Linked DNA regions of Homo sapiens: region 2 is linked to region 1. Evidence: chromatin loops called from intact Hi-C (ENCODE). Cell type or tissue: breast epithelium. All regions are shown on one strand. Each heading gives the region's core, and the rest is flanking DNA. Links, peaks and the distances in the headings are about the cores only.

The links. Peaks named below come from ENCODE experiments on the same cell type or tissue, not always from the same donor. Only the 100,000 strongest peaks of a DNase experiment are listed, where the experiment ranks them.
Region 2: a loop joins it to region 1, with 8 times the contacts of the local background. A loop is called at or near these places in 2 of 110 quality-filtered maps.

Annotation. Positions count from the first base shown.
Region 1 is chr14:69,364,428-69,369,805 of GRCh38, reverse strand. It overlaps a transcript of GALNT16 not described here. Among named protein-coding and RNA genes, the nearest start is that of ERH, 31 kb to the left of the region's middle. In breast epithelium, for the core only: no CTCF peak of the experiment used is centred there; no DNase peak of the experiment used is centred there.
Region 2 is chr14:69,314,990-69,320,367 of GRCh38, reverse strand. All of the region lies in intron 1 of GALNT16 (polypeptide N-acetylgalactosaminyltransferase 16), which reads right to left. Among named protein-coding and RNA genes, the nearest start is that of GALNT16-AS1, 57 kb to the right of the region's middle. In breast epithelium, for the core only: no CTCF peak of the experiment used is centred there; a DNase peak (open chromatin) is centred at 3,097; H3K27ac peaks cover 3,565 bases.

The DNA.
Region 1 (5,378 bases), core at 270-5,269:
GAGTCGGAAGACTCATTAAGCTGACAGTTGACAGCTGATTTTGTCATGCTAACTTTAGACTGTTCCTAATCAGGAGCCACTAGTCCCTGAGGTGGTTGTGTTCATTGCCTACTTGTAAAAGTAGGTCTTTCTCTAGTTTTGAGTGCACGTGGTTGCGTCACTCTGTAGGTAACGTGGACAGAGCTGGGGAGGCCAACAACATGGATGTTCCTATTGAAGAAAAGTTAACCACTCCGTTCCCTAAGATCAGCCGCTTGCCTTGAAGACACATGCCAGTGGTTCACAGTGGAGCTCACCACCCCTCCTCATGGACCCCATCCAAAGCAGCTCTGTCTTGAATGGTGTTGCTAGCCAGCCAACCTTTCACGGCTGAGGTCTGGGTACAAGCTTTCATTTCTTTCTTCCTCACTTTCCACATCCAGTTGGTCAGCAAGTCTTGCTTTTATCTTTGTCTCTCTGCCTCTATTCATTTATTTAATTATTCATTTCCACAAATATTTACTTAGCACTTACTATGTGCCAGACACAATGTTAACATCTGGGGATATAATGGAATAAGACCGTCTGCCATGATCCCTCCTTCCATTCCTATGTGTCCTCCTGTTTGGGCCCTAATCAGAACCCCAGTGCCTTCATCAGGCCCTCATCAGTTATCATCTGCAATAGTTTCCTAATTGATCTTCCTACCTCAGGGTGACTCTCGATCAGTTAGTCAGTCATCATTCTCTCGTTACAAATGACAGAAACCCATCCTGACTTAGCTCAGGCAACAAGAGTGAGGGGTATAGTTTATTGAGTTGTGTAAACAAATTACAGGAATGGCCAGAGCACAGGTGAGTCTTAGGATCAAGTGGAACCAGAAGCTGATGGGCAACAGGAATGCCTGCTATTTCTGGTCCCTGCTTCCCTTGAAGTGTTAGTGTCATTCCCATCACAGGCCAGCTCTTTCCCACAGGGATGCCCATTGTCTTCGAGTTTTACCACTTTAGAAAGATTCCTTCTTTCTAGTCGAGTTAAAAGATCCCAAGAAATGTTCTGACTGGACTGGCCCAGCTTGGGTTACCTGCCCTGAGGACATGGTGGGATCTGTGTGGTGGGCAGCCTCTGAGGTGGCCCCCAGTGATTCCTGCCTCCTGGTAGTCAAGCCCTCGTGTAAACCCTCCTCTTAGGGGAAGGCTGAACTTATGAATGACTCTCCTAAAATAGCATACAGCAGAAGTAATGAGATCTCACTACCAGTATGAAGTTACAGAAGGACTGTGGCTTCCATCTTAGGTGTGCTCTCTCAGTCTCTCTGAGACTGTTGGTTCCAAGGGTAGCCAGCTGCCATGTTGTGAGACAGCCCTATGGAGACAGCCCATGGAAGTGAGCTTGGAAGCAGATTCTCTAGCCCTGCTTGAGCCTTGAGATGACTGCAGCCCTGGCTTGACACACTGATTGCAACCTCATGAGAGTCTCTGAGCCAGAACCCTCAGCTAAGCCACTCCTGGATTCCTGACCCATGGAAACTGTGAGATAATAAATGTTAATTGTTTCCAGCCACTAAATTGTGGGGTAATTTTTTACACGGCAATAGGTAGCTAATAGAGTCTATAATAAAATGGAAGTTTCTATTCAACCCACAAGGGAAAGAGCTTTTCCCAGAAAAAGGAGGCAGGAGGTTTTGGCTGATAAAGAATAGACATCCATCACTACCCTCTAATAGTCTGTCCTCTTCTGTGCTATGGAAGAGGACGTTTTTCATAATGAAAATCTGATTATATCACTTTCTTGCCATTCTTTCTCTTTTCTTTTTCTTCTTTTTTTCTTTATTTAGAGATTGGATCCCGTTCTGTTGCCCAGGATGGAGTGCAGTGGCACAATCATGTCACTGTAGCCTTGAACTCCTGGGCTCAAGCGATCCTCGCACCTCAGCCTCCCAAGTAGCTAGGACTAAAGCTGTGCAGCACCATGCCTGGCTAATATTTAATTTTTTATTTGGTAGAAACAGGGTCTCCCTATGTTGCCCAAATTGGTCTGAAGCTCCTGGCCTCAAGCAGTTCCCCCCCACCCTGCCCCATCTCCACTTCCCAAAGCGCTAGGATTATAAGTGTGAGCTGCCATGCCTGGCCTTCCTGTATGGAATTCTTTTTCTTTTTTCTTTTTCTTTTTTTTTTTTTTTGCCTTGCACAGCCCCTGCTTGGAATTCTTGAAGCTCTCTATCACTCTTAGTTTGTTCATGCTGTTACAACGAAGTACCATAGACTGGGTGGCTTATAAACAACAGAAATGTATTGCTCCAGATCCGCAGGCTGTAAGTCCAAGATCAGGTGCCAGGATGGTTAGGTGCTGGTGAGGGGAGTCTTCCAGGTTGCAGGTTGCAGATGGCCACCTTCTTGTTGTACCCTCACATGGAGGAGAGTTCTCTAGGGTGTCTTTTATAAGGGTATTAATCCCATTCATGAGGGCTGCCACCCTCACGACTTAATCACCTCCCAAGAGCCCCCACTTTCTAATACCATCACTTTGGGGGTTAGGTTTCAACATATGAGTTTGCGGGGGTGGAGCACAAACATTCAGTCCATTGCACATTCTTAAAATAAAATCCAAATTTCTTAGCTTACCGCCCAAGGCCCTTCATGATCAGCACCTGCCTACCTGTCAAAACTCAGCCCCCAAAAATCCGCCTCCCTGTTCCCTGTACGGACCACACTTCTTGCGATTCCACAAGTACACCCCACAATCTCTCCATGCCTCTTATACCTTCTTCCTTTTAGGGGTACATCTCATTCCTCAAGGCTCATACACTTTAACCCTTAATCATAGGTTAAGGCTCCATTCAGGCGTCACCACCTCCAGGAAGCCTTCCATGATAACCTAATCCCTCCACCCCAGCATGTTCTGACATGGCTTATATTGCACTGTGTGGGACTGTTGGTGTGATTGTCTACTTCCCTCAATCATCTCTGCTCTTTGAAGAGTGAACTACATATTTCACATTGGAATCCCCAGTGCCTTCTAAATCATAGGTTCTCAACATATGTTTGTGATTCATTAATCAATTAGCTAGTTAGTTGATTTTTGGTATCAGGGAATTACTCTCACTTGTGTATGCCTATTCATACTGGTTCCATTATAAAGGAGTATGAGGCAGGGAGGGAGGTCAGCTTTCATTTTTATTAACTAAGGTTCATAAACAAATTAAGTACACATGACCCTTGATCCATGATACCCTCAGAGAGTTTTACAGCAAAAACTAGAAGCTAATTTAGTTGTAGTTATGAAGGAAATCATCAGGGTTTTATGAGAGAGAATAATATTTTGAGCTGCTTGAACATGGATGAGCAGAGGGCCCTGTAAGGGCTGACATTTAAGCTGAGACCTGAAAGATGAGAAGGAGCCCCTCAGGCAGAGTCGGGGAAGCACGCAGAGGATCTGCTGTGGGAAGGTGCTAAGCAGAGAATAACTTGGTGCCTTCGAAGGATTCAGAGAAGACTGGCACAGTGAATGAGAGGGCAACTGGATAGGTAGGGAGGGGGCCATCATGGATTGAGGTGGGGGATAGCCAAGGGACTGGAGCTTACTACATGGGAAACCCCCATGGGCATGCATCCACTCTACCCATGCTGCTCATTCATTCATGTCATTCATTCATTCCTCTGTGAAATCTTACATCACTACTTTCTCTGCCCAGAAAGCTCTTCCCCAATCTTTCTGACTCCTATCACCCAAGTCTTGCATCAAATGCCAACTGATGCCCCATCTGAAGTTAGCCCTTACCCCTCCACACCATCTTCCTAGTGACTTTCCGTTGTCCCGTTTTATTTGTACATAACACCTATTACTATCTTGGAATAAACTTGTGCATTTTTTGGTTTACTTGTTTCTCTGTCCCTCTAGACTATATGTGCTATGGGGTCAGGGACCTTACGTATGTTGTCTACTGCTGTGTCGCCTGTGCCTAAACCCTGCTTGGTATGTAGTAATGATAAGTATTTATTGCATTATTTCATTCAAATAGCCAGCAGTGTTTTCTTTTTTTTCTTTTAAGCTCAGGGGTACATGTGCAGGATGTGCAGGGTTGTTACATAGGTGAACGTGTGCCATGCTGGTTTGCTGCACAGATCATCCCATCACCTAGGTATTAAGCCCAGCATCCATTGACTATTCTTCCTGATGCTCTCCCTCCTGTCCCTGAGCCCTCCAACAGGCTGCAGAGTGTGTTGTTCCCCACCAATGTGTCCATGTGTTCTCATCATTCAGTTCCACTTGTAAGTGAGAACTTGTGGTATTTGGTTTTCTGTTCCTGCATTAGTTTGCTGAGAATAATGACCTCCAGCTCGATCCATGTCCCTGCAAAGGACATGATCTCGTTCCTTTGTATCAATTAGCCAGTAGCTTTTACTGTCTACCATGTGCCAGACCCAATGCCAGGTACCAAGACAAAATAGACATACATTCCACCCAGAGCTCTGAGCTTAAAAGGGCCCCACACTTGGTTCAATACTCCACTGTCATCGTTTGAAATTATTAATTATTTATGAATTAGATGACCCATATTTTCATTTTTCACTAAAGCCTCCAAATTATGTAGCTGATCCTACCCCCACTTTAACTCCAGAAAGCTCCTAGCACATTCACATTTGGAAACAGTTTAGGGACAAGTCAGTAGACTTGGCATACTATTGTTAATAATTTTAATAGAATTGCCTAATATATTTAAGGGGACATAAAGAGTAAGTGGTTTACAGAAACAGCATAGATTAAGACTCAATTCTGGGAATCAGACATCGTTGGATTCCAGGCTCTGCCATTCCTAGCTGTGTGACTTTGAGAGACTCACACAACATCTCTGAACCTTGATTTCCTCATTATAAATGGATATCATAATAGTGTCTACCCTGAAGAGCTGGCTGGGTAATTAAATGAAATAATACTTAAAACACTTAGGTCAGGTTCTGGGCATCCTGAAAAGCGGGTTCCATCACTCAGCCACCTGCTCCCCTTCCTTTGGCTCCTTCCACCCTCCTGCCCACTCCTGGGGTGGGAAATCTGGGTCAATGTGAGTGGCTCCTAAGCAAGAAGAATATTGAAGAGAAAAAGCAAGGAATTATGACCTTCAGGGAAGCAATAACATTTTGCTTAAAAATTGCTTGAGCAAAGAATTTGTAGATATTTGCAATTTGTATGCAAATACAGACTCCTATATCCTGAGCTGAGACATGGCCCTGGGCAAAAGCTTGAAGAAGACGACTGTTGGACCACAGAGAAGCCTGCATCAGTTTCTCTTTGCTGCCAGTTTAAATGAAAACCTTAGATAATTTCAAAGCTGCAGTTTCCACTGCCTTAGCCTTTCAACAAATCCATTAGTATGGAAGGCAGTTTTCTAACAAGGTAGA
Region 2 (5,378 bases), core at 85-5,084, 49 kb after region 1:
GCGCACCACCACGCCTAGCTAATTTTCATAGTTTTGGTAGAGGTGGAGTTTCGTGGTGTTGGCTAGGCTGGCCTTGAACTCCTGACCTCAAGTGATCCACCCACCTCAGCCTCCCAAAGTGCTGGGATTACAGGCATGCGCCACCGCGCCCGGCCATCAAGAGGCTTTTTAAAAAGCATCCAGGGTCAGAGCTATTAAGTCACAAGGTCTGGATTTAAACTGGTCATTCCGACTCCAAAGCCCATGCTCTTAACCAATGTTCTTTGCGGGATATTGGGGGGGTGAGTCCTGGAGTGCACCAGACCTCTAAGGCAAGGTGTCCTGAGGGGACTACAAACCAGAATGGATGCTGCCAAGCGCCTGCAGATTGACAGTCTCCTAGGCAGAAACTTGGGCCTAGCCCTGGCCTAGGCATTATATGAGGCACCCGATCAGTAAAACACCAGGGCTTGGACAATCTGCTGCATAAAGAACTACCTGTAAGGACAGCAAACCCCTGCAGGCTGATGCCAGAGCTACCAGAACTCAAGTGCTCAGACAGTGATGCATCTTCTCTGGGACTTTTGCTTGCTCCTGAAATGGCCCCTGTAAGATCCACTGGTCCCCAGGCACTAAGTGCTGGGCAGTGATGGATGGCAGATGCCATTGCCCATCCCGTTCCTTCATGGCCACACCCTACCCTGTGCTCCCAGAGTCTCCAGCAACAGACACTGGGGAAGGACACATCTGAAATTAACAGATGGATGCAAGCACCCTGACATCTCATTACTTGAACCAAACTGCTGGCTGGATGTTCTCCAGAGTGCCATGAAATATCATCAACTGTGGGTACATCCCAACTCCAACTTTCCGCCCAACCATCAGCCCTGGGCTGAAGCTGGGGCCCCAGAGGAAGCAGAAAGGAGGGTGAGAATTGCCCACTCACAAAACTCTTGCATGAGGATGCTATCACAGGCCTAGTCCTAGAGGGATGGTCCCAGCAAGGCAGCTAGACCTGTGGGGAGTGGATCGCTGTGTGGAATGACACTGGGACTGTCACCAGCAGCTCAGGGCCTCTATGTTCCCCTGAGAGCCTAGCCCCCGACCTCACTGGACAGGCATGCCCAGGGTCCGGGGAGCTCTGATCTCCTGAACTGCTGCCACTCTGTAGCGATACTACCTTCTAGGGTTGCCTCCTGTCCTAGGAGCCAGTTGGAGGTTCCCTGAGGGCAGAACAGTGAGGGAGATGTCCTCGTGTCCACTGGGCCCACCCCATGCTAGACACAGATGCTCATGATGGTAACACTGCTGTGGCTGCTGTGTGGAACACTGAGGTGGTGCCATGCCAGAGACTGAACAGATGTGGCGGAGCCCCCAGTGAACTCAAAATCCATTTCAGGAAAGACGGAAGATGGAAGGAAGGAAGGAGGGAGAGAGGGACAAAAGGAATGTTCTGGCTTGGGCCCTGGATCGCCAGAAGGATCCAAGCCATCCAACTCTGAAAGGGAGAGTGATTCTTTTTGTCCTTCCCACCTGGGAGAGCGATGGATGCCCTCTTAGCTCTAGGTCAGGGAAATGGAACGGAGCCTCCAGTTGATGGCAAAGGAGCTAAAATTAAAGAAAAACTGCAGAGGGATGATTTGCTGAAGCTCCCAAAGGGAGAGTATGCACTTCGTTATCCTCCAGGTCAGCTGTGGGAAATAGCCATGTTTGTTTATTTAGGACTTACGGCCACTCTGTGGGCTCAGGAAACCTCTGAGTCCTCATCCCACACTCATTCATTGCCCAGTGAACATTGACTGACAGTCACCCATCTACCAGGCACTGGGGCACCCTTCTGAATCACCTAAACATGCATTCATTTGTTTATGAATGCTTGCATTCACTCATCCATTCATGCATGCATTCATTCAACAAAGCTCCACCAAGCGCCTCCTATGTGCCAGGAAGCAGAAGTAAGGTTTCTGAGATAGTTCCCCCTGCCCCAGCCTGCTGCCTTCCCCACTTCATTCAAGGCTTCCTCAGGGCCATGGAGACTGTTGGGGAAGAATGTCTGCTCAGGCCCAGGCTCTCTAGAGAGGTTCCTCCCAAGGCCTCGAAATTGAGTTACACATCCTCAAAGATGCTATTGGGAAAAGTAAAGTCTGCTGTTCCCTTCCACAAGCCATACTCTCTGGGTGGTCCAACCCCGCTCCAGGTGGTATCAGGGTTTGGGGTTTGACTCTTCACCTGTGAGACAGGTGTCATGGAAACAACAGGCCCAGAGGCCTTAGCTCTCCTTTCAGGATGACCCTGCTGTTCCTTGGGGTTGGAGCTGAAATGTCAGTTGGCCCTGAGCCAGTGAAGTGAAGGGGATCCTGAGGAAGGGTAGGTTGTGGCTCCTGGCCACAATTCCATGACCTCTGAAGGGCTTTCACTTCCTCTCTCCTCAGCTCTCTCTGGCCTCGCCCCGGTCACCACCCAGAGCCGTTCTACTTCCGATATGTAACCCCAGTTCCCATGCCCAGATCATAATCATTTCCTTCCAGCTCTTGAACTCCTCCTTTTGCCTTTAGCCCCATTCTTTGATCTTGAGACTTCAGGTCTTTGAATGTCCCACGGGTGCCCCTAACTTGGCATCTCAAAACAAATTCCCCACTTATCCCAAAGCTGCTGCTTCTCCTGCATTCCCTGTTGCCGAGATGAGCAGTTCCACCCAAGTCATGAATTCACAAAATCGTCTTTGATGCCCTCCCATGCTCCATAGCCTGATTCAATGTCTGCCCTGTGTATTCATAGGCAGTGTACTTAACAACACTGGTATTAACTCAGCAAATACTGAGTGAAAACCTACTATGTACATACACTGGGTAAGAGGCTGGGAATGTGGAAATAAACAAAAGGCAACATAACCCCTAGAACAGGAATCCAAGCATCTGGTCCCTTTCATGCCCCATCCCATGCCAGGCTTGGCCATGGAGGATCAGAAAGAAGAAACCGCCAACCCCAAGCTCAGAGCGGAGCTGGAGAACTGACCACAGAACCTCACCCCACCCTGACTCCCACTGGAGCAGGAGTCTGCAGATGTCGTGTGACCAGTGGATGCTGTTTCCCTCCTCCCCTCTTCTAAAGGGGAACTGTGCTGCTGCTAGCCTGCATTCCATCCATGTTGCTCACTAAGTGTATTGGCGAGGGAGTAAATGCATCATTTGGCACTTGGCTGCAGGACCATGAGGAGCTATATCTGGACCAGCTCAAGAGACTGGAGATCCTGGGCTTGGAGCCACTAGATGGGACTAGCTTGGCTGCCCTCTCTGGAGGGGGTAGTGAAAGTATTTTGGGTTGTTGGTGGAATTCTTATGTCAAGCAGGGGCACATGTCACATGACACTGACATTTGTGCTTTACTTCTCTTTCTTTTCCACTAGATGGTGAGCTCTTCCTCATGGGGCTCCCTGCACCTGGCACACAGTAGGTACTCAACAGGTGGTTGCTGAATCAAGGAATAGATAAGTAAATGAATGAATACCTAAATATTGTCCCTGCTCTCAAAGGACCTATAATCAAATGGAGAGAAAACAGCAAACAAATGGGACCCTGTGATACATCACGTGACCTTCAGTGCCCCCCCCCCTCACAGACTACAAGCCCCCAAGCTCACAATGGCCTGAGGCGCTCTCTGGGCAGGTGTCACCTTGCTGAACTTGCTTCCACTGCTGCCCCTTACTTGCTCTGCTCCAGCCACACTCTCTTTCTGTGGAAGGCTCCTCTGTGTAGGGCCTGCAGGGCCCTGCTCAAACCTCCTGCAGGACGCTGCTCAAACCTCACCTCCTCTGTGAGCCTTCCCCAACCACCACATGTAACTCTGTGACCCCAACCCGACCCTCTCATTCCCTGCCCTCCTGCAGTGTTTTGCTTCTCCTAAGGCACTCATTGCAATCTCACAGTCTATATGTGCTTTACTTATTTATTTTAGGGTTTTGGCTACCTCTCCCCACAAGATTATAAGCTTCACTAGGGCAGGGGTTTTCTGTTTTGTCTCATGCTGAATCCCAAAGCCCAGAGAAAAACCTTGGTGATTGTAGGCACTCAAAAACAATAGCTACTGAATACATGTGTAATCTCAAGCCTCTCCTTCCTCCTTTCCCCACCATCCCTGCACCCTTGGCCAAATACAATACTTGAGACTGAGGTGGACCAAGCCGGCGTATGGTAGTTTGCCTGTCTTGGAGATCTTCTTCCCCACTCATAGGCTTCTGGCAGGACTGTCATTCACTGTCCCCTGTCCCACCAACACCCCAAGCACCACCACAAGGGTGAGCACAAGACCCTGGCTAGGCCAATCTCATTACTGCACCTCTAGACACAGTGATTGGTTCAGGAATGGTCATTTGATTTGATCTGGGCCAATCAGAATCTTCCCTGAGACTTTTCTATACAATGAACTTTTTTTTTTGCCAGCACTGCCAAGCGTGCAAAATGAGAATCTTCTTGTCCATCACATGGAGAAACCTTGTCTGAAAAATGAACCAAGAAGAAACAATCAGAACCAAGAGATGTAAAGTATCTATCTACCTACCTACCTACATATTTTTTTTTTTAAAAACTGATTTGAGTTGGGTGTTCTTCTCTAGTGACCAAAAGTTCAGAGATATCAGTCCTGCAGTTCTTCCAATAAATAGAAAATCATTCTCCACAAGTAAAAAACAAAGTCAAACCCAAAACCCAACAAGTGAGTCACTGACAACAATGACAGTCACTGGTGTCAACACTCCATTCCAAAATATCAGGCCCGTCTTTGGCATTTGGCCAGTGGCTTAAGTCTAGAGTTGGGTGGGGCATTCCCAGCCTTCCCCAGCAGGCAGGGCGGTGTTCAGGCTTTGAGACTGGGGGTTCCATCTGGACCATGGCTCCAGAAGCCCTGGTGTTGCCATGGTGAGGAAGGAAGGTTGGGGAGATGGTGAGTGACAGGCTGACGAGCCTCCCACATCCTTCCAGCCTCCTGCTGAGAGTTCTTGGCTGATGTTTAGACAGTTGCCTCCCTCCCCAGTCTTTGTACTTTTAGGGAGTGCCAAATCCAGCACTTCCGTGTCCAATAGGTCAATCACATCTGAAATGGTTTAAGTTGAAATAATGACTTTTTTCTATAAAATGGGAAGAATTACTGTCTCACCTTGGACAGCTTTATTTTCAGTCTATCATTTCGATTAGACCTTGAAACTTCCCTAACTTGCTTCAGTTTTTTTTTCCAGCTAGATTTGCTTATTGCTTCCTGCTAAATTTAGGAAACAAACAGCAAAGAAGAAGGTTTAAAATAAGAAAGGAAAATATTTTCCATGTCATTTTCATCAAAAACAGTTCAGTCCAAATCTCCAAGCCTTGTAAACTTTCTTTTAAAACATACACATACCCCTAAATTTT